2 separate regions of the Mus musculus genome follow, and region 1 is linked to region 2. Evidence: chromatin loops called from intact Hi-C (ENCODE). Cell type or tissue: heart. All regions are shown on one strand. Each heading gives the region's core, and the rest is flanking DNA. Links, peaks and the distances in the headings are about the cores only.

What was found. Hi-C counts contacts between places; a loop is a spot of excess contacts. Peaks named below come from ENCODE experiments on the same cell type or tissue, not always from the same donor. Only the 100,000 strongest peaks of a DNase experiment are listed, where the experiment ranks them.
Region 1: it touches region 2 in a loop (4-fold over the local background); 2 of 42 quality-filtered maps call a loop at or near these places.

What each region holds. Positions count from the first base shown.
Region 1 is chr5:36,616,050-36,627,722 of GRCm38, forward strand. It overlaps D5Ertd579e (DNA segment, Chr 5, ERATO Doi 579, expressed), which reads right to left. Exons shown (of 9, transcript NM_001081232.3): 4 at 3,615-3,681; 5 at 2,694-2,775; 6 at 1-485. Among named protein-coding and RNA genes, the nearest start is that of Tbc1d14, 39 kb to the left of the region's middle. In heart, for the core only: no CTCF peak of the experiment used is centred there; DNase peaks (open chromatin) are centred at 4,788, 5,302 and 7,782; H3K4me3 peaks cover 368 bases; H3K27ac peaks cover 3,440 bases.
Region 2 is chr5:36,689,559-36,701,231 of GRCm38, forward strand. It overlaps D5Ertd579e (DNA segment, Chr 5, ERATO Doi 579, expressed), which reads right to left and starts at 6,463. Exons shown (of 9, transcript NM_001081232.3): 1 at 6,297-6,463. Gm32725 (a long non-coding RNA gene) reads right to left here. Exons shown (of 3, transcript XR_868354.3): 3 at 8,676-9,393. In heart, for the core only: no CTCF peak of the experiment used is centred there; DNase peaks (open chromatin) are centred at 6,093, 6,503, 7,163 and 7,543; H3K4me3 peaks cover 2,849 bases; H3K27ac peaks cover 3,651 bases.

The DNA of each region.
Region 1 (11,673 bases), core at 1,851-9,850, 74 kb before region 2:
AATGCCTGTTTTGCCCATTCCGCCCTTTTCTGTTTCGAATTTCTCGTGCCTTGTGTCTGACTTTAACATACTTCATGGATGCTTTTAACTCTCCTTGGTTACCACTTGAACTTGAACCTGCTTCACTAGAGCCAGATGACCATGAGCGAGGGCGCGTCTTCCCTTCAGGTTTGTGTCGGATCTGCCTTTTGTAAAAGGCAGGCTTTTCTTCGATGGTGCTACTGCTCAGCTTGCTCTCCTTCTCGTGTCTGCTCCTGCTCTGGGCTTTCTCATGCATGGGGACAGAGGCGACACTGCTTCTCTCTCTGACGGCTTCACTCTCACTGTTGCAGTCCTTTGGAGAAGATGTATCCGTGCTTGCTGGTGGGACTGTGGATGATGACGAGGAGCTAGAGTAAGAACAGGGTTTGGACTTGTTCCACACGGTCATGATCTCTTGCAGGCAAACCGGTTTCTCAGACAGTGGTGGAAATGCTTCATAGTACCTGCAAAACAGAGCAAGAGTTCATAAGCAAGGCACACTTTACAGTCACCATTACACAGACAGCAACGTCAGCCTGAGAGGCAGTGCCTTAGCTCACTAATGTCAGCAATCACACCATCAAGGAAGCAAGAATTTGAAACGAATTACCAAACAGTAAACAGTGCTGTGCATTAAAATTAGTCCCCCAGCTGGGCGTGGTGGTGCACGCCTTTAATCCCAGCACTCTGGAGGCAGAGGCAGGCAGATTTCTGAGTTCGAGGCCAGCCTGGTCTACAAAGTGAGTTCCAGGACAGCCAGGGCTACACAGAGGAACCCTGTCTCAAAAAACAACAACAACAAAAAAATTAGTCCCCCAGACCAAGCACTTTAGCACTGCTTGGACTGTGAGAGGCACTATGCAAATACTATGAAAAATATCTAAGATCTGTCATCAAAGCAAAGCTTCAATTTCATCTAGGAAGAAATGACAAAACAATGTAATAGGAAGAATGTACTAGGCTAATAGGACATGTCTGAACTTGAATTTCATCTTGGCCACTTACAATGCTTGTGACATTAAACTCACTATTTGATATTTGAGTCTTTTTCCTCCCTCTAAAATAGTGAACACATAAGAACCTCACAGTAGTGAATAGTGGAAATAAGTGTTACTGAAAGTCACTGAGCAGATGATTCGGGACTACAGCTCTATAGCCATTTCCCCAAGTCTGGCCCTGCTCTCCTGCTTACTTTCTAGGCTCCCCTAGGCCGTTATATAACCCTGCAGTGGCTCCAAGCAGGAACAAGAAGAGTTCACCTCAGAAGCAGGAGTAAAGGACAAGAAACGAGTCAGATCATCACCCACTCCATGCCCTTGTTCCTGATAGACTATCAGGGCAACAGCATGGAACTCGGCATTTACGCAGGCTCAGGAATGGTGGGATGGTTACATCCAATTGGTCTTAAGTGAGGATGCTGGTGCAATCAGAGTCAGGGATCACAGCTGGGTTTAGTGAACAGTGAGAAGTGAGACCTACACACATGCTATGCTCCAGGATGGAAGCCTGATTGGACCATAACCCCTAAACATGCTTAGAATACCACAGAAAGAAACTTGCTAGAAAAAAATAGCAATTGCTGAAGATTTGAGAGCAAAATAGATCCCCCAAAGGATGTCGAAAGCTATGCTGCCTCTAGGGTATTGCTCTTCCAGACATTAAGGCCACCCACTAAGTGGCAAGGGCTATGTTTACAAAGGTATTCATTGTGACTATCTGTAGTAAAGCTATGTATAGTACAAATTATTAAAAGCTTTATAGGTAATTTTCTCTTAAAAAATTATTTTTATTTGTGTGTGTGTGTGTGTGTGTGTGTGTGTGTGTGTGTGTGTGAGAGAGAGTGCATGTTGCCTGTGTGTGAGATTAGACAAAAAGGCCAGAAGAAAGCAATGAATTCCCTGGAGCTGGAGTGGCAAGTGGTTGTGAGCCACTTAACACAGGGCTGGGAACTGGAAGAGCAGCAAGTGCTCTTAACTGCTGCATCATCTCTCTAATCCCATACACAATTTTCAACATCTAGCAGTCATATTAGAAGTCTAAGAAGAAACTGGTGAAATTAATTCTAATAACTTATTAGTATTATATTATCACTTCCACATGTAATTGACATTAAACTGATTAATGCACTGTTTTGTATTTTTTATTCTGTTCCTAATCTCTACTGAGAATGTCACACTTACAATGGAACCAAATGACTGCAATTTTTTTCTTCGGTAGAGATTCAAAAGATTAAAATAAAATGTCTAGCAAGGAAGTCTGTTTATAGTAGAGATGACAGTGCTATTAATCACTCACAAGGGAGGAACTAAAGACACAGGGACCAAGTCTGGCCAGGTCCTCTGTGGGATAAGGTACACCAGCTCTCGTCTGTGGAGAGGGAATGTCATGAGCTCTCTCAGCTGCCTCAAAGACTCTGTGTCAGTCTGAATGCGCGGCAAGTGCTTCAGGAAACAGCAGCCATCCTGTTTCCTTCATTCACAAACACTGACTGCAGACACATTAGGCAATCAGACTGTTTTACTCACTTTTGCACTCTCACTATGAATGAAGCACCTAAGCATTCATGCATTTCCTAAATTAAGAAATCATAGAGATGACAGAAATGGAAACCATGTGGCAGTAGCGAGACTGGTTTTAACAATACATACTTCAGACTGAGGAGTCTTACATACATTTCCACTTGATCTTTTGCTGTAGGGGACAATTCTTCCTCTGGAGAAGGAGAACCTTCTAACTTTTTGTGAATCTTCTCTTCTGTTATAAGACAAAAATTCAGAAAAAGTTAACATATATGCAGTTAATAAACACTAAACTCATTTCTCAAGTAATTTTAATCAGATATGATACAGGCTTTTGTGGCTTACAGAGAGAACTCCAGGCCAGTTAATAAACACTGACGTACTGAGTGTGCAGAAGGCGCTCTTTGGCTAACCTACATATGCACTAGGCTGCAGGCTGAATGAGAGTGCTTTAACTCATCACAAAGCCACACTGTAGAGGTTCTTAACTGAGAGCCTGGCGTTCCCTGTGTACTTATTAATTAGACCAGAAGGAGTGAACATCTGTTTAGATTCCAAAAATACATTCTCACAAAATTCTGACTCACGGCCTTTGTACTGACTCATTTTGATTAATACTAATCTGTAAAGAAAACTCCTCATTACAGTTAGACCTGTGACATGACATGGCGCTAAGCACACCCTGTGCTTCAGTACCAACAGAAACAAAGGGTAGCTACTGAACTTGGTCCAGGCTATTGCCTTAAATTAAAAATAAGGTGGACCCTTAACACAAGGCTTCAAGAGTATACGCTGACAATGACCTTGACAAGGACAGAAAAGGGTTTCAGAGTATGCAGCCCCTTCCTGGAGTCCTGCAGAACACTTAGGAACTTAAATGACTGAACCCCCAAGTGAAGCCTTAGAAGGTGCCCACGGACTACAGCCCTCCTCTGGAGCAGGGATTTCCCATGTGGCCACTAAGGACTTCACTGAAGCCTTGTGCAGAGCTGAGGTAATGAGGAATGCTGGCTTGGTGACACACTCTACACTGAGAAGGACCCTGTAGGGCTCTACCTGCCCCAGCCTGCTCACCTTGCTCGCTCTGTAGGTCTTTCAGTCTGCAGCAGAGCTCTTCTACTAAAGTCTCGATCCCAGAGCTCTGTGTGAGAGAGAAGACAGTCAGCTTTCTACCAGGCACAGTAGACAGGCAATTATTTTATGTCACTACGGAGGACCACAAGTTTCCATGTTCCAAAAGGAATATATTATCAATTCTTAAATGAATCCCAGAGTTTAAAAACCGGTAAAGCTAACCTACTGTAAGTATTTTTTCTTTTCTTTTCTTTTTTCTTTTTTGGTTTTTCAATACATGATTTCTCTGTGTAGCCCTGGCTGTCCTGGAACTCAGAAATCCACCTGCTTCTGCCTTTCAAGTGCTGGGATTAAAGGCATGTACCACCACTGCCCAGCTTACCATAAGCATCTTACTAATGAAGGACACTAAGTGGGACTTACTGATACATTGTGGCAATGTGAATGCTCTCCAAGAAAGGCTTCTGTCTTGCTCAACAAGGCCAAAGATCTATGTGTCCATCATTGGACAAAAGTTAGTCACCCACAAAAGCAACCTTAAGATTCTTTATAATCATGGTTTTATACAAATTTAACACAGGGGTTACAAAACCTCCTTAGTCTCTAGAAGATTAGAGCCTAAAGAAAACAAAGTAGGTCCCCCTTCCCTTTCCCTTCCTTGTCTTCTTCTTTTCTTTTCTTTTTTTAAAGTGAACTCTCACAACTCCAGCAGAAAGAGCCATACAGAACACAGGCCAATGCTGAAAGCACACATGGGAGCTCTCGGTTATTTTAAGAGATGGACCCAACCACACAGGGCCCACCAGTGAGGCGGTTCGGCTGGTGGTACAGATACTTGCCACCAAGCAGACAACCAGAATTCAGTGCCCAGTACCAACAAGTGTGCAAGGACAGAACATGTTTCTTAAGTTCCACAGGCATACGGAGAGGGCGTGAAAGGATCTGGTACTGAAGATAAAGTGAGGCAAGCTTCAAAGAAAATTTGCACTTGAAACAGCACAAGTACATATCTTTCACTCATTCTAAATTCTCATTTTTTTCTGCAAGAAAACAGAAAAAATATTGTACAATGGACAGAAGAGTTACAGTGTTTCTTAGAAACTTTGGATTTACTCAGGGACATGCTATGTCTGGGTTGGATTTTGTCTCTTTGAAAGGACACAGCTGGCCAGATGCACACAGAAGAGCCACCCAAGTTCCTGTGCCTCCGCTCTGTGACTCCAAGAGCTAAAAATAAACTTTACCCATTCGCCGAACTCAAAATGACTCAGCAAAGTATGGCAGATATTCTTTTTTTCTTTTTCTTTTTTAAAAAAAGCCCCCTTTACAGAGTTTTGGCTAGAAGAAACAGATTTCAGATAGGAAGGTAAATTGTAAATACCCACAGTTACTCTCTATCTGCAGAATATCCCAGTCTTTAAGAGGGAAAAGAGAAAATAGGTCAGAGGACAGCTGCCTCTTTCTTACAGCTCTAAAAAACAGGCAGACAATTGTTCAACAGTGGTAGACTGCACAATCCCATCACTGAAGTCTGCTTACCATAACGGTCAAGGTGTAATGAGGCCCGCAATTATAATCCACTTCTCCAGGATACAGAAACTAACACGGGTGTCAGCTGACACGCCACACGCTGTCTTGTACAACAAGCCTATGTCACTGCTTGCAAACCTGGGGCTATCTCCAGTGCAGAACATGGAACCTCTGGGGACTGCTTACCAAACTCCTTCCAACCTCTAAAATAGGCTACTATTTTTCAGGCCTGCAGAATGGCCATGACAACCTGTGAGCAGGGTACTCATATTATCTTTTAGTTAGTATAAACTACACAGACACACAACTAGTACATATAAAAGCAATATATATACAAACAATAAACAATATATTATCATTCATTCAAAGAGCATATGTATATGTCCATATGTATATATCTTTATATATAAAAATGCCTATGTTTTCAAATACAAGCAGCATTAAGAAACAGTGCTTTACTCCTTCCTTTGTGTAAATCAAGCTTTACTGATCAGGTTTCTGTTTTCTTTCCTTAGCTAATGTGTTTTTTTTTTACCTGCATGTGTGTATGCACCCCCCCTCCCCCCCCCACACACAAGAGAAACACATACCACCAATACCACACACATTTTTTAAAAAAACAGTACTGGAGACTGAACCTACTCTAGTTATTATTTTTAATAATCATTAGGTCATCACGGTATCCTAATAGCAAACTGAGAAGCATAAAGTCATCCGTCATACTATCATATGCTGGCAAGTATTCTAGAGTTCATTTAAAACTAAGAAATTTCATTTCCATTTCTACCTATACTGCCATAGTCTATCACATCCATAGGTTTGCTGGAAAATACTTATCTAAAGGCGTCTTAAGAAGGGACAAAGGATAAAGCGTACTATGTTCTAGAAAGCCCACAGGAACACCTGTGGGAACAAGATGCGGTGACTCTGCTGTGGTACCCTGCCTGGCCTCTCTTCACTGTACCAACTCAACCATCAAGTGTCCAAAGCATCTGGGAAGTGCTGTGCAGAGCAAGAGCACACTAACATGCAGTGAGCATGAGCAGGGTAGGCATGAACTGGAGCTACTTAGAAGGCAGCCCCTGGAAGCAAGGCTAGACACTCACTGGACAGTCATCTGCTCTCACCCACTGTACAAGTGATAGAGACTGGTAGCCCACATGCCCAACAGGTCCCATGGACAATAAGGACCTGTCCTCCTAGAAGTACATGGCACTACCTCTTACTTCTCTGAGAACAGAGGTAGGTGGTAGAGATTTAGTTTGATATCTCCACATCTGGCTCTGAATTCCTGCCCTACCGCACACAGGGATATGCCTATTTCCCAGCTCTATAACCTAAGAATACCTCCAGTTCTCTCAAAGCTCACCTAGTTAGCACACGGGTGATGTACCTGTCAGACAGAGCTCATTGTAACCCAGGTTACTTAAGTACCAGTGTCATTTCTAAATTCTGTATGTTCACTCCTTCAAAATTGCCTTCAGTGTCTGAGGATCTGGATTTGGAGCCAGACCTCAGGGTCTGAGTTGGACTACTATTATTATTAGCCTATTCAACACCAAGACCACCTCTAGCAAACAAAGTACCCCTGTGGGCTGCTCTCTGCAGCCACCTTGGCCTGGTCTTGGCTTTTGTCCTCCTCTGCTGGTGGCTGCCTGACAAGGTTAGGTCTGTTACTTGATGATATAAACTGAGTCTGGTCACGGCTTACAGCTGCTGTAACTGCTATTTCTAGGAGGTTTTCCTTCATCCCTTGCTTCTCACCCCACAGAATTCTCAGACATCTCCAACTGTCTCCAGGCTTCCTGTGCTTCTCAATTTAAAGCTGTATCAGTCAGGAAGAGGTGACTGGACTGGTCTCCTCATTGTCTGCCCTCTCCATGGCCAAAGACTTGCAGTAAGCATCTTAGGTTGTTCTTTCAAGGAGAGCTCACTGCACTGGACAGTCTCCCAGTGTGAGATGGGTATCCCTAAGCTACTGGAGGGCACCCAGCATGAAAGCACATCCCTTTTGTTTTGTTTCATTTTTCGAGACAGGGTTTTCAACTCAATCTTTAGACCAAGCTGGTCTCAAATTCTGAGATCTGCCTGCCTCTGCCTCCCAAGTGCTAGAATTAAAGGTGTGCACCACCACTGCCAGGCTGAAAGCTCAGTCTTAAATTTTCCATTTGAACATGGCACAAAGTGGTAACTCAGATATCACCTCTAAAGCTATGGTAAACTAGGTGGCCCCACATAATCCACTTACCTATCCCAGCCTAAGTTTCCACATCTGGAAACCAGTTGTAGCAGCTGATTATTGGACTTCCTGTTCTGGTTGGTCCCTCATCTCTCAGTTCCTCTGTCCTTCCTAGTGCCACAGGCTGCATACTCTAAGTCTTTCAACTAAGTTTGTTTCCTATTTACTGTCCTGCTTAGAATGTCAGAGGTTGCCTTGTCTTTTATTTGCTCTGTTTTCCTGCTGCTGGATCACCCTTCTGCGTGCCAGTATCTGGCCAGCAGGCACCAACAAGGGGCAGGGAGTCTCATGCTTTCTCTCAATGGAGCCCAGCCTGTTCCTTTTCTCCAGAACATGAGTGCCAGAGGGCTGCCCCTTACTCCAGTACTACAGTAAATCATGCTGTCCAGCACTGCCTCCTTAGCGATGGAGGCACATGGACTTGTAGAATGCCAACTCTTGGCTCCACAGACCACGCCTACTAAAGCACCAGTGCTGTGAGGACAGGAGTCAGTCCTACCCTGCTGCAGCTGCATGGTACCACAAAAAAGATCTGCGAAACTTCCCAGCAAACTCCGCTCACCTACAGAGTTGAAATCAAATACAGTCATTTTAGCCCCATGCTGCACAGGGCTCTCTTTTAGTTTTATGGTTAGAATATGTCATTTCTACAGCAGAGCTGGAAGGGGAAAGAAAAGACCAAGGCAAGGTGTGGGAAGAATGGCTGCTAGTGACAGCACACAAGAGAGCCAAGGACCAGCTTCAGACTTTAATTCCTGAAGGTTTAAACCCCTCAAAACCTGGAACTGTCCGTGCTAAGCTAGTAAGCAGCAGACTACTGACTGAGAAGACTGGGCGCACAGAGCCAGCTCGAAAACTCTTGCCATCAGGGCCAAGAAGCAGGACAAGAATTGAAAATCCCCAAACCAAAAGTTTCTTTGCTCTACGGCCCCATGAGGATTGACAGTTCCCATCTTTGAACCCAGGAGGATCTCCGGAGTGGCTCCAGCTCTTAGAGAAGTATCTGCTGAATGAACACGCGCCAGGGAGGACTGCACACTGCTGAGGTGGTGCACATGAGGAGGAGAGGTTAAACCTGGGGCAGCACACAGCTTGGTGGTGGCGTATCTGTCTAGGCATGTGAGTCCCAGGTCCCAGTTCAGCACTGCCTTTCCTACACCCTCAAAAGAGAGGTTACCACCATCTGCTATAAGTGATGATAAAATAACACCATCAGCCAAGCATGGTGACACATGTTTGAGATGCCAGGCACCAGGAGAATGACATAGGAGGATGGCCAGTTTGAGGGCAGCCTGGTCTATACAATAAGATACTTTCCTTAAAAAAAAAAAAAATAAGCCATGAACCTTGCTTATTCACTAATTTATTTTTGAGGCAGGTCTGACTCTACAGTCCAGGCTGACCTTAGACTTACCAGCTTCCAGTCCACGTCCCAAATGCTGTGATTACAGATATGACCCACCATGCCTGGCTGGAGGAGACACTTTCATCTATGAAGTATGACTAGGGAAGGTCACTAATAGGAATGAAAATTATTGCACAGAGAAAGCTTACATTTCCTCCTGGCCTGGTTTTTGTCAAATACCAGAATCTAAGTCTTCAATCTAGCCAACGGCTCAGCACATAGGCTAGAAAAGGTACTGCAAAAAATATATAAGCGCCTACGTGGTAGAACACACCTTTAATCCCAGCACTTGGGAGACAGAAGCAGTTGAGTCTCCGTGGGTTCCAGGACATACAGACTTAGCTACAAAGTAAGATACTGTCTCAACAAAACACACACACACACACACACACACACACACACACACACACACACACACACACACACACACAAAGAATATACAGGAAGAGGGGAACATAGTGATAGGAAAGGTTGAATTCAATAGTGTCTTAGTTAGGGTTTTACTACTGTGAACAAATACTATGACCAATGTATCTCTTATAAAGACAACATTTAATTAGGGCTGGTTCAGAGGTTCAGTCCACTATCAACAAGGCAGGAGAATGGCAGCATCCAGGCAGGCATGGTGCAGGAAGAGCTGAGAATTCTACATTTTCATCTGAAGGCTGCTAGAAGACTGGCTTCCAACTAACTAGGATGAAGAGTCTTAAAGCCCACACCCAGTCACACATCTACTCAGACAAGGCCATACCTCCTAACTGACTGAGGGGAGTGCCACTCCCCAGGCCAAGCATATACAAACCATCACAATTAGTAAGAGAATAAATATTTCAAAGATGACAACTACTAATAACTCTTTAAGGATGAAAAGACTGAATATATAAACAAAATTTCAAGTGTTGGAAGGAAAGTTACAAAACAAATACAGCTCACTGCCGTTCATGTGAGCCTGGAGACCGTGTGAAGTAACCCTAAGTGAGGAAAGCAGGCGTGGGAAAGGAGAGGAGGGCAAGAGGCTCAAGCTGTGAGCGCTGTATAACTGCCCTCATCCTGCTCCCTGCACAGGCCTGTTTCCACGTCCTTTGCTACTGAACTTGCAGGGTTTTAGAACAGCCCCTCCCACTTTCCTCAGGGCCTCACTTTTCATTATTTGAAAGATCAAGAGTTTCTGCAGAAAGCTCAATTTTCCACCTTTCCTAGAGAGAGAAGCTCCAGGCTCCATACACAGCATGAACACACTCTCCTATCTAAGGCCTCTGAAGCCCACAGCCGCTCAGTGAACCTGCACATGCAGCCACCTGCCCTCAGGCTCCCAGGAGGTGCCCACACTCCCTCCACCAGATGGGTACCTTCCTGTGGTTCCTTTCCCCAAACACAGGAAACTCCACTTCCAGGGGTATTCAGACCACAGGCTGTCTTCTTTTTCTTTATCCCCCCACCCACTCTGGTCAGCTCTGTCCTCAATACAGAGCCCAACTGGGTGGTCTGCCATAGGGCCACTATAACAGCTGCTGCTTTACCTCACTTTCCCAGTCTCAATGTAGCACAGGATGTTCTCCAACCCTCGGTCCCCTGCCTCCACACAGGTTCTTCACCAACTTTACCTAGTCTGTTCATCACTGGCCAGTCCCTAGGCAGCAGCCATAAGCTATAAGCATGAAGTCATACCGTATTATCCTGTTCTCCAAACCCTCCAATACTTCAGAGTTTCTCAGAAGAAAGCCAAAGAAAGCTCTTAGACCATACATACATCAGTTCCAACCAAGCACCCAGGAAAAGAAGGCCAGTCTCCTAGACAGGGTGGGCTGGAACCACACCGCACCTTGAGTGTTCTCTGCTCCTGGCCTGGTTGTCGTCACACCTCTTATAATGTGAAAATGGTATCCAGAAAACAAGTTCACACTTTTGTCACTTTATTAACCCCCATCTGTGATTGTCTAATCACACCATCTTTCTCTGCTGTCTGTACACCACACTTCATCACAGTAGGAATGGACACACGCATTGGATACTCCACACGTATTGGATACTCCAGAAGTCATGATGAGCTGGGGCTAGAATGGCCACTTTTACCACATGTATGCTATAGTAGAGGTGGAATTCACAAAGAACAGAATGGCCCCCAAACAGGGAAAAAGGCAATGGGAGACTTTAGGTTATTAGGAACAATGGCTTTATCTATTTAAAGTTTACACTTCTTAGTTCAGGATCCTCTTCCAGCCCATAGATTCAGTGAGACATTCCTATATCTTATCCCTATACTCTATTTTTTTTTTTTTTTAAATTAGATGAAGGTTGTTCTTGCTCTGAGTAATGCAATGGTAGCTATGATAGAGCCATATATTATGGTCTGGATCTGGAAAATACTTCAGGGGCTCATGTGTATGAGAACATCCCCCTGGCTTGCAGTGCCAAACACAGTTATAGAGCCTTCGGAACATGGTGCCCATGAGCAGGCCTGTGAAGGCTTCTAGCCGGACCAAACTTTTGTCTCCTTATTCTCCAAAAGCTAACACACCAAGCCTCAAGTTCTCCTTGCCTCACACCATGCCTTTGCCACCAAGATGTAATGCAATCCCCAAAACCCTGAACCAAAACAAACACTTCCTCCCTAAAGCCGGGGCTGCTGGGTTCTGCAGTGTCTGACTGCAGGGGAGAGTAACCAGCACTGTCCACCGAACCACAGTGTAAGAGCAGTGACTTCAGGCAGTTTATAATTTCAAAAGTCCAAAGGGAGGAGGAAAGAAAAAGAGCTGGGAAGAGGATTCCCACGATGGAAGAGTTCTTAAAGAGAAGAAACACCATCCTTACCTCCAAAGAGCACAGTCAAATTAACAATCCAGGGTTAGCAGTTGTGACCCAGGGCGATGCACTCGTGTGGAGGA
Region 2 (11,673 bases), core at 2,361-10,360:
TTCTCACATGCTGTCCCTAGAGGAACTAAAATCCTATAAATCCATGTTACCACCAGGTACTGTGGTAACAGCAACACCAAAGTAACTAAGGCACCAAGCTCTAGTGTTTTCTACACCTGCTCAAACGAGCTGAAAGCTACCCCTTACTGATACATCTGCTATCTACTGGGCCCTGCATTGAGTCACAAAGTTCTCCAGAAAGCTACTTTGACCCAAGCCCAGTCCTTCTGAAATCAGATTACGAAGTGATTCTGAGTTAATTCAGTCAAATATCTAATGAATGGATACTGTGCAAAAAGGTTATAATTATACTGCACACTAGAAAGAATCATCAAGTAGGAGTCTCTTCTCTTCCCTTAAGACATTAAGATCCAGGAGATGCCTCCATGCAAAACAAAAAACCTAAAATATCATAAGCAAACAACAATAACAAAACAAGTTGAGAGACTAGACTAGAGATGGATCAGCAATTAAGAGCACTTATTGCTCTTACAAAAGATCCAGGTATAGTTCCCAGCACATACACTGAGCAGCTCGCAACTCCCTATAACTCCAGTTTCGGTAAATCTGATGCCCTTTTCACCTGTACACATGTGGTGCACACAAATTCAAACATGCACATAAAATAAATAACACTAATTAAGATGGAAAAATGTATCAGAGAGTAAAGAGTTAATTCTGAAAATCAGATACAAAGAATATTTCAGTGAAGTCTTCAAGATTCCAATAGCTTGATGGATGGAAAGGGAACCAGACAGTCATGAGATAGCCAGCAATTCCATGCTAAGGTATAAGGTACTGTGGCTTGAATCTGCAATGTCCCTTGCAGGCTCATGTACTGGTCCTCTGCAGGTTATTGGCACTTTACTGGGAAATGTTGGACATCTCTCATTGCCCACCTCCTCTCCTCCTCTCCCCTTCTCTTTTCCTAGCTATCAGGAGATGAGAAACTTTGTTCCACTATATGTCTTCTACCATGAGGGTACTGAAACCACAAACAAACCTTTCTCCCACTTAAGATGTGTATGTCAAATAAAAGTCTAAAACAGAAAATTGGCCCCAGAAAAGTGAGGTCATTGCTGTTTGCTGCTGGTGTAGGTAGAAGCCTTTGGACCCAGTCTTACAGGAGGAATATTAAAGACTTTAGAAAAACAAGCCAGCTGGGCAGTGGTGGTGTACGCCTTTAATTCCAGCACTTGGGAGACAGAAGCAGGCGGATTTCTGAGTTCGAGGCCAGCCTGGTCTACAGAGTGAGTTCCAGGACAGCCAGGGCTACACAGAGAAACCCTGTCTCAAAAAACCAAAAAAAAAAAAAAAAAAAAGAAAAGAAAGAAAAAAAAACAAGCCAAAGCCAAGAGTGTTGTCAGTAGAACTTAATGGACAATTTTGGTGGGAGCTCAGAAGACTAAAAGTCATTAAGAATGTGGGCATTAAAGACAGGTTTCAGACAGCAAAGACTGCTGGAAACTGGACTAGAAACTGTACATGTTACACTATAATAAAGAAGATACCTAAATTTTATCCATTTATCAAAACACTAAACTCCATGACAGGCTGAGTTTATGAGTGATCCACTGGAAATTCCAAAGGAATGAGGTTTACTAACAGCTATTAGCATTTATAATGAGAAAAAAGCAGCAAAGACTGAAAAACTTGCATCATGGTCAGAAAAGTTGGGGCCAAAGAAAGTGTGACTACTGAAGAAATTAGGGCCATTAATTATAAGAGGATTATCATCAAGGCAAAGGGTGTCTCCAGGGCATCTTAGGAACTGGCCAGAACTCATACATCACAGGTTTAAGGACAGTAAAGCGTAAACTAATTTGGGATACATCTTCCTTGAGAAGAGAGAAAATATCGTGAGTAGACAAGGCCAAGGCCATCTGGGAAGCTGTTTCCCCAGGATGTGTCCATTGTGCTCAGGCACCCAGGTACTCTTGAGGCTGCTGTAGCTATGGTCTCAGGGAGCCACTACAACTGCAACTGGCAGCAATCCTTGCCCTTCCAAGTGATACTGAGTTAGCAGGTTTCCACCCAGATTTCAAAGAAAAGCCTGAGAGGTTGAGAAATATGTGATAAGAAGAGAGTCCCTGCACTATGACGTCATTGAGTGGAACCATCCCAAGAAAGTTCAGATGGGCTGCATGCAAACAGCAAAGCCAAATGGCAGGGTTGCCCAAGCCCTCTGGAGCCTACAACATACCTCAGAAGACAGACAAGGAGCAGCAAGCTTTAAAGTTTGCCTTGATGGGTCCATGCAATCCTTACTGGCTATTCCGTTCTACATTTTAGAATGGAAATGTTTACTCTGTGCCCTTGTGTGTGTAACTTTTTTTTTTTTTTTTACAGGAACTCATATAGCTGAGATATTGCCTCAAGTCTTAGAAGAGACTTTGGACTTTTGAGCAATGTTGAAATATAATACATTGGGGACTCTTGAGATAGAGTAAATATACAAATACATTTTGGGGCCCAGGGTGGAAAGCTGTAAATCTGAAATGTGCCCCTTGGGCTTATTTGAACATTTGGTCACCAGCTGAGGGCACTATTTTTGAAGGTGCTAAAAACATCAGAAGGTGAAACTTAGTAGAAAGAAGTAGGTGGCTGGAGGCAGGTTCTTTGTGTGTCTGTCTCTGCCCTTTGTCTGTCTTTCTCTGTTTCCTGGCTTCCGTTAGGTTGAGTTCTCTAAGCTACCATATCTATCCTCTGTCGTGATGGACTGAGTTCTCAGAACCGGAAGCCAGAACAGAACTTTCCTCCCAGAGGGTGTTCTGGGAGCTGCCTGGCATGTGAAGTACAAGAAGGCATATAGTTTCAGACATAACTAAAAGAATAAACACAGGCGGCAGTGCTTTTAGGGTACATTCTTAACCCTTTCTATACTGCCTCTTAGTGAAGGGAAGAGTGTACATTCTTTCCTAGAGGCCAGCAATAGCTTCAGAGGGTAGAGCAGGGGAACCAGGCAAGAAAGCATTCAAGGAAGGTAGATTAAAAAGTGCATAGAGGGGCAGGGGATGTAAGTGGGTTGGTAGAGTGCTTGTCTAGAATACATGATGCCCCAGGGTTTAATCCTGAACACTATAAGAAAAAGAAAAAAAGAGGGGAGCAGGAACAACAAAAGCATGAATACAGAGCTGGGAAAAATCTGATGCCTGGGCTCAGCAGTTAAGTAATTATACTCACTGCTCTTCAGGAGGACTAGAGTTCAGATCCCAGCTCCCAAGTCAGGCAGATCACAACTGCCCGGAACTATGGCTCCAAAGAAATCCAACACCACCTTCTGGTCTCTAAGGGAAAAATATGCATATACATGCATATAAATAAAAATAAATCTTTCTTTAAAAAAAAAATCCGGTAATCAAAACCGCTCTCAGGGCCAGTAAGATGGCTTGGTAGATAAAGGCATTTGCCAAGCCAGCCTGGAAACCTGAGTTCAACCCCTAGATGCCAGCTCACTACAAAGCAAAAGACATACAGAAGATGAGACTTCTCGTTTCACAGAGACTGAAGGTCACGAGATATAACAAGCTTGCCCACAGTGACCCAGGAAGCAAGAGGGGGGCTGGAATGTAACTCCAGTCTTTCCAATCCAGTACTAACGAGTTAATAAGTCTTCTTGAAAGCAATATTTTATATTTAATTTCCACAAAAGAAACATTTTAAGAAAAAGCATGCCGTCCATCCACAGGGCCTACAGCAAGAAGGAATTCATTCTGAGGGATTTCCAAAGGCTCCAGAGAGGATACAGTATCTTATAAGAATCTTTTGAAACTAGAGAAAGCAGAAGTGGGGGACCCTCAAATCAGAAGAAAGAGTATAAATCAAGAACATCTGAAACTGCTTGGTGTGATCAGAGCAACGGTAGTCTTACAAGGTAATGTGGAAAGGAGATGGCCAGGACAGGGTGACTGCACTGCACTGCCAGGGACCTCCCACACTGCGTTTATAACTGTACTCTAAGCTCCAAATCCCAGGTGCTTAGACGCTTGCAGGACCAGAGGCTGCCATGTGTCTGGGAAAGAGAATCCTGGAAACCAGGCAAAGTAGAGAGAAAGCAACAGTGGCCTGAAGACAACTGACTGCTTCCAGCCTGCAGGGGAATCTGAGGACTCAGACATATCAGCACTAAGCGGCATTTTAAGAGCTTGAGTGAGGATGACATTACTTCACATCGCCCCCTCTGCCTCTCTATCCTGCAAGGCAGGTCTCAGCATTCTTCCCATTTCACAGATGACAAAACTAGCTCAGAGGCCATTAGCTGCTCCAAGTCAAATGATGCAAAAAAACAGGGGCAAAGCTCAGGCTTGGTGCATTTCCACACAAAAGAAGAAGAGCAAGTCCAACACTTTTAAAGAGCCCTGGGATAAAATCAGGCACAGATGGAGCTACACAACAAATGGGAGCAAGCAAAACACCATTAAGTTTCTTTTTTAAATGTTCATAATTTGTATATCAAATCAATCATTCTTTAAAATTCTTAATTTGCCTTGTTAAATGTTGCCATGTTAAAAATATTTACCCTTATGTTCAAAGAACAATACATGTATCTCTATGACACTAAATAAGAGTAAAACTCTCCTACTTTCTTAATGAAAATAGGCTCATATAAAACCTGTTACAGTCAATTTGAAGGCCTATTTTGTTTTACATTCTGAGAATTTAATAGCGGACTTCATCTGGGCTACATTTCCAGCCCTAACTACTTTTTAAATGATTAAACATTTGTGGCGTCCCAGCGATGGGGAGGCTGACATGGGAGGACCCCTGAGGCTTGCTGGCCAGTCACCCTTGCTGAACTAGTGAGTTCCAGGTTCAGTGAGAGACCATGACTCAAATCCCAGCATTTCAAAGTCAGAGGCAGACATAGCTCTAAAGTACTTGGCCAGCCTAATCTACCTAGTGAGACCCTATCTCAAAAGTAACACCTGAGGGCTGGAGAGATGGCTCCGTGATCAAGAGCACGGGCCGGTCTTCCACAGGACCGGGGTTCAATTCCTAGCAACTGCACAGTGGCTCACAACTGTATGTAACTCCAGTTCCAGGGGATCTGACACCCTTACACAGATATACATGCAGGTAAAATACCAATACACATCAAATAAATATTTTTAAAACAATTATAAAAAACATCTGATATTGATCACTGGCCTCCACGCGTTAAATATACATGCACCCAAACACACACATTAATATATAATTATAATTCAATGTTTGTCTAAGAGAAGATAGTGGGGAAATATGATAAAGGGACATTATAGAGATATATAAATGAACTTGTGAAAGAACACGTTTTAAAAGTACATCAGTTGGCAAGAATAGCAACTAAATCTACAATAATAAGTATCAACTGCAAGAAGCCTCCATGGGTATTTCAAATGCACAGTTCCAGAATGGTTTTTGTCATAAAGATCCTGAGACCTAGTTAAGAATGGTTCAGCCCAAAACATCTGCGGGCGAATATTTGACCTTCAGAATGCAGAGTGACAGATATTTTTCCCCTTCTTTTAAATCTGAAGTCTCTAAAACCGACAAAGTGTCATGCAACGGGTCCTATACTGGTGGCAGAAATCTTGCGTGGGGTTTTCACTGCATAGGCTTTTCCATGGCATCACCTGTTATCCAAACTGCACGTCCCCGGCTCCTCGGCAAGCCTCTCCTACCGTTTCCTTAGCAAGCCAAGAACCAGAAACGCAAAATGCATTGTCAGTTACTTGGGCAACAAGGCAAAGCAGGTGATGAGACCCAAGAACCCCGTTTAGTAAATGACTCCGGAGTCGCATGTCCCCCTCCCGTTTATCCCCCATCTCACTTTTCTTGGTTAAACCTTTAAGGTTTGTCTACAGAAGGGCAAACACTGAAGGGAGGGGCTGCCAGGTTCGGGGTCTGCTCCCCACTGCTCGCCCTGTCCTGGCCTCTACGCAAAGCGCTCAGCCCTGGCCCGGCGTCCACCGGGAGCTCCCGGGACGCCGGCCGGAAGCCGGGCCGCGAGGGTCCGGGCGGTGGCGCGCGCAGGCCGGCGACTCCGGGGCCTGTCACTTCTGCCCTCGGCCGTCACCTTCTTCGACCCCGCGCCATAGGCCCGCGTGCCCGCCACTCACCGCGCCGCGCCCGCCCCCGACCGCCGAAGGACAAAGCTGAGGGCGCGGGGCGAGGCGAGGCCGCTGTCCTCAGGCCGGGCCGCCTCAGCCCGCCGCGGCCCATTGTGCGCACTCATCGCACGCCGCCCGCGGGGTCCTCGAGCCGGACATCCCTCTGGCCCGCCACCCGCCACGGCCCCGCTCCCGGCCGCCGCCTACCTGCCAAGGCTACCGGGTGGGCGCCTCTCCTTGCGCTCCGAGGGCTGCAGGCGGCTGCCGAGCGCCGGGCGGCCCTGGCCTGCGCCTTACGTAAAGCGGCGGCGGCCCCAGCGCCAGGCGGCGGAGGGCGGGAGGCGGCGCGCGGCAGCCGCTCCGCTGCGTTACCTGGCAACAGCCTCAGCGCCCGGCCAGCCAACGCCGCGTTCCATATCCTTCCGCCCAGGCGCCGGGATTACATCAGCGCGCCGGGGCTCCGCCCTCGTGCTGTGTGGGTGGGGGAGCAGCAGGCGCGCAGGACTGGATTCTGGGGTCCTGAAGATCCTGACACCACGAGGCCGACCTGAGGATCCGAGGCTTTGAAGCTTTACCAGGCCCTGAGAGAGGGCTCCTGGGTCGGTGACCTCCCGCTGGGTCACTGAGACCCGGCTTTGCAGAGCCCTTCCAACACAAACCCCCGCGTTACACCTGTCCGCGCCCCCTCTTCGCCATGTCCTGGAATGGCTGGAGTGGGCGGCTTAACATAAAGACTTCAATTAAAAACAAAAAGTGACATGGCTTTTTTATGTTATTATTAAGTAGGCAAAAAATAAAAGACCTTCTGGAAGATTCGGAAGTGGGAGCCAAAAATGTGCACTAACCTTTTAATCAAAAGCCTCTTCCCACCTACTCACCTTCCCTAAATGTGACTCCTAGGCTCTTCCAGAAAAGCAGATGTAGATGTCAGAAGTACCAGGAAGAAAAGCCAGAGATGTGCCTTCTATACAAAGGCAAGAACAGGTCCCGTAGGGGAGTGACCTGCATGTAGTTCATCAAACTCATTGAGCACCGCCAGGCACCAGGCCCTGTTCTTGGGTTCAGAGTCTGAGACCCGGAGTTCCCAAGCTCAGCTCAGGCTTCTGGGAGGAGCAGAGAACTGGAAGTACTTTTCTGCTGAGGTAGGCTGGACTCTTGTATGCAAGCCAAGGTCAGGAACCTAAAAGAACTGTCCTTTCATAGAATCCATACTGTTCCAACAAACATCTTTTCACTCTCCCGGAGAAACCCAAAGTAAAGCCTTCCTGGAGAGACCCGGAACAGGCTGGGGAGTGGGTGACGCCTCGGGATGGAGGCAGAATTTGAGCACAGGCCTTTGGCTCTATTGTCGGGGATCTTTTCCTTCACCCAAGTCTTACCCTTCCTTAGTTTGCTCCCCCTTTTGTTGCCTCGGGGTTCATTTGAGGTGAGTCACAAGCCACAGTTTTATTTACTACACATCTTTTGGTTACCTGTTCCAGGGCGGGCAGCCAGGCAAACTCATATAACATGCGAGAGAGTGGAAAATCCAGGGTCATCTGAGAGTGAAGGTGGGCATAAATGGTGTCAGGATCTTCAGGACCTCAGAAGCCAGGCTTGCACAGACCAGGGAAACATTTCCCTAAATATGGAGAATTTGCACACATTTTTTGGTACATACATCCATAATAACATTAGTGTCTCCTAGTCTGTACCTTCTGTAAAGGCATATCGATAGTAGGGCAGTTTTAAAAGAGTAACAAAGTATCGCAAACATATGAAAGGAAAGATAACACAGCCACTTTGTAGCCATCCTGTTGACTATAATCTGTGTGTATGTGTTCCTCGGGTGATTGTGGGCAGGCACCTGTGGAGGTCAAAGGGTAACATCAGTTATCAATCACACTCCATCTTATGTTTTTTAGACTTATTTATTGATGTGTACTAATGGATCGCAGTGTGGGGTCAGAGGACAACCCACAAGAGTCCGTTTCTCTCCTTCTACCGTGTGAATTCCAGGGATCAAACTTAGGTCCTCAGGGCAACAAACTTTTACCCACCGAGAATCTCTCATCAGCCCTCTGTCTTTTGTGTTTGTGTGTGTGTTTTGGTTTTTAACCTTGTGAGACATTGCCTCTCACGGAACCTGGAGCTCATAGGTTCAGCTAGACTGGCTTGCTAGCCAGCTCGGGGCCGGGGGGGGGGGGGGGGGGGTGGGGGGTGGGGGGGGGCTTCCTGTGCTCCCTCCCCAGTGCTAGAATTAAAGGCATGCACTCCTTAGGCCAGGTGTGGTAGTGTGCCAACACCCAAGAAGCAGTGGCAGGCCTCCTGATCTCTGTGAGTTCAAGGCCAACCTAGTCTACATAGTGAGTTCCAGGTGTACATAGTGATGTACATAGATGTCATAGTGACATAGTGACACCCTGTCTTAATAAGAAAAAAAGAAAAGAAAAGAAAAAAAGAAAAAGGCATACACTCTTGCTCCCACTTATTTTTTAAATGTGGATACTGGGGATCCAAACTCATGCAGGTGCTTTTACTAACTGGGCAGTCTCCCCAACCTCCCCCCGCCCCCCCAAAACAAAAAACTTTACTTTTGTTACTCAATCACAGGCCAGGTTTTTTTTTATAAACCACTGATTACTAAACCTTGAAGAATTTCCTGAAAGAAAAAAAAATCATAGTAGCTTGGAGGATTTGGAGGCAGTGAGGAAGTCACAGAAGACTGAAAGTGGTTTCCTTTGTCTTAATGAAGTAACGCCTGCAATTCCGACTGTACTGATCGGGAGCTCTGGAAGGTGTGTGGACTGCAGTCTCAGGACCTTTGCACCTGTGGAACCTTTGCCCAGGCTCTCCAGATCTTTGCCTCGCTGGCTCCTTCCCGTTCCAAGGTCAGGTCCAGTGTCAGCCATACATATATACTTTCCCTGATGCCAATTTATAGCAGTCTGCTTCCCAGTCCTGCAGTGTTTCTCGGGTCCCAGTTCTGAGCAATACTTGAGAGTATCTTGTTTGTGTGTTGGTTTTCACATTGAGACCCTTTTTCCAGGAGAGTGGTGTCCTTGTCCAGGGGGTTCATTTATGCAATTTGGTCTTCTATGGCTACTCTTTCGGAGAGCTCAGACTCAGCAGTACCCTGCCTTCCACTTGCCACTCTACACGTGTCTTCCTTAAAGTTGCTGCCTACAGATCAGCTGAGGTGAACTCAGGATAACTTCGGCTCTGGTGCCATAGCTGTGGTCCCCAGGGAACACAAATGAGGCCAGAGGCCCCTGCTGAAACAGAGTAGCAAAAGAAGAAACAGTGGCAGAGCTCCCATTCATCTCTGAAAAAAAAAATCATCATCATAGTTGTGTTTGTTCGCTCGCTCTCTCTCTCTCTCTCTCTCTCTCTCTCTCTCTCTCTCTCTCTCTTGCTCTCTGGCTCTCATTCTGCCAGTGTGTGTGTATGTGTGTGTGTGTGTGTGAGAGAGAGACAGAGAGAGAGAGAGAGAGAGAGAGAGAGAGAATCTCAGGTTCAGAGACATAAACCACTTATCTGACCCCTGCACAAAGACACATGATGGGTGGGTGGAAATGACAACCACCCCACCCCCACCCCCACCCCGATTTGACTCAGATCTTCTCAGCCTTAGTAGGGGTCCTGGAGGGCGCCAGCGGAGGCAGAGTTTGCCACACATATGCCTGGTGAATGACAGGCTAGAGTTGGAGGGTGTTTTGTGGCATTCGATAACACTCTGGTGAATTGAAGGCAGAGCCAAGCCTCCTCGGAGCTTGGATCTTCTTTACCCAATCTCCCTGATTGAGCCTCAGTTTCCCCATCTATACAGCAAGGGGCTTTGGGAGGCATGAACTGGGTTACTGGGTAGAAACCAGGCCCCACTTGCCTTACCTCACTGCCACAGGAAAGCTAATACCATCCTCATCTTTAAAATGCTCACAATAATCGTGAGTATCAGACATCAAGGATTGCTTTTGAAGGAAATGAGCCTCCTACGGGGTCCAAAACAGTACCCTATTCACAGTAAGCCAAACACCAGCATTAGCTCCAGGCTTCCAGAGCTCTGATCCTACCTTGCTTTCGATGTTTCCTCTTCCCCGTCCCTTCCTTTTCCTCTGCTTCACTCCACTCATCCCTATGTGACCTGGAGGCTGACGAAAGCAGCCTCAGAGCCTGCAGCCTGCCATGGCAGCCAGGCCTCTGCAGAGCAGGCTGCTCCTACAGGACTCCTGGGTGACCTCATTGGAAAAAGGTAGAGCAGCCATCCCCTCTCCACAGAACCACTTCTGCTCTCTCCAAGCTCAGCAAGGCAGAGAGAGGACTGCACAGAAGCAGCTCCCAGCACCAGAGCTGGGCTGGACCTAGACCCCTCTCACTGACCTCCAAGCCTGGAGCTAAACAAGTTAGTGGCTTTTTTCCAGGGTACTGGGTAAAGTGGTACTCTCACCCTCAGGATGGCACCATCATGACCATATCTTTCTTCCAACCACGAGGTGCCTATATGTGACTTCCATACCTCAGCACTCCTACCAGCCCCACAGCATACTCACATCCAGTGGACTGTCCTCATCCTCACTAATGGCATCTGCAAAGTCTTGCTTTTCAAGGAGGAGAGACACACAGAGGTCCTAGGGGTGAGGGTTCAATGTATCTGTCTTACGGGACAGTTCTACCATGATGTTCCCAGGTCTTTACATTGCCCAATCTCGTTCAATTCCCAGGAAAGGAGAAACTACCACTATCTTTGTCTTTCAGGTTAGGAAACTTGAGGCTTGAGAGAATTAGCTGTTTTCCCACCAAAAGTCATGGCTCAGGTATATGGGCAGAACTGGAAAACAAAGTCCTGCCTCAATCCTATCGTCTCTCTCCGTCCAACAGTGCAGGGTACTCAGGGTTAGATTCTTAGGAGGTATTTGATAAGCACAGCAGCAACAGTGTGTCCACAGACCCTCCTGGAGAGAACTATTCAAAGTTAAGATACAATGTTATTAACCCTGAGAAATACAATAAAAAAAAAAAAAACAAATGTGGAATCTCTTTAGTGGCAATGTCAGCAAAAAAACTTCTTTAGGGCAGGACCTTTGTGGTATAGGCTAGAAGGAGAAAGATCCACCTCTTCCTGGGGCTGGGGAGACAGACAGCAGCATACCTGTCATGCAGGAGGACCTGAGTTTGATCCCCATCAGAACCTAATGGCTTCTGAGGCACTACATCTTTTGGTCGCCTTAGGCTCATACACACATACACATATGTGCATGTGCACATACACAAAAAGAGAAAAGGAAGGACGGGAGGGAGGAAGAGACCCAACTCTTTCCAGTCAGGAAGGGAGGACGGGCTGTGGGGAATAAATATATCAGACACCAGGAAAAGCAAGGACAGGGTCCTGAGGTAGGACTGGGCATAGTCCACTGAGAAACTGAAAGCAACTGGACACAGCTGAGGGGAGTCCAGGTGACTTTGACCAGGAAGGAATGTCTATCTACATACCGAGCACAGATAAGCCAGGCCTTCTGTGCTGAGGGGTGGAGTTGGAAGTTTGCTAAGAATGCTGATGAAAAATGTGCGCCAAGTTCACTGTGGATAATTCCTCTTTCAATTTACC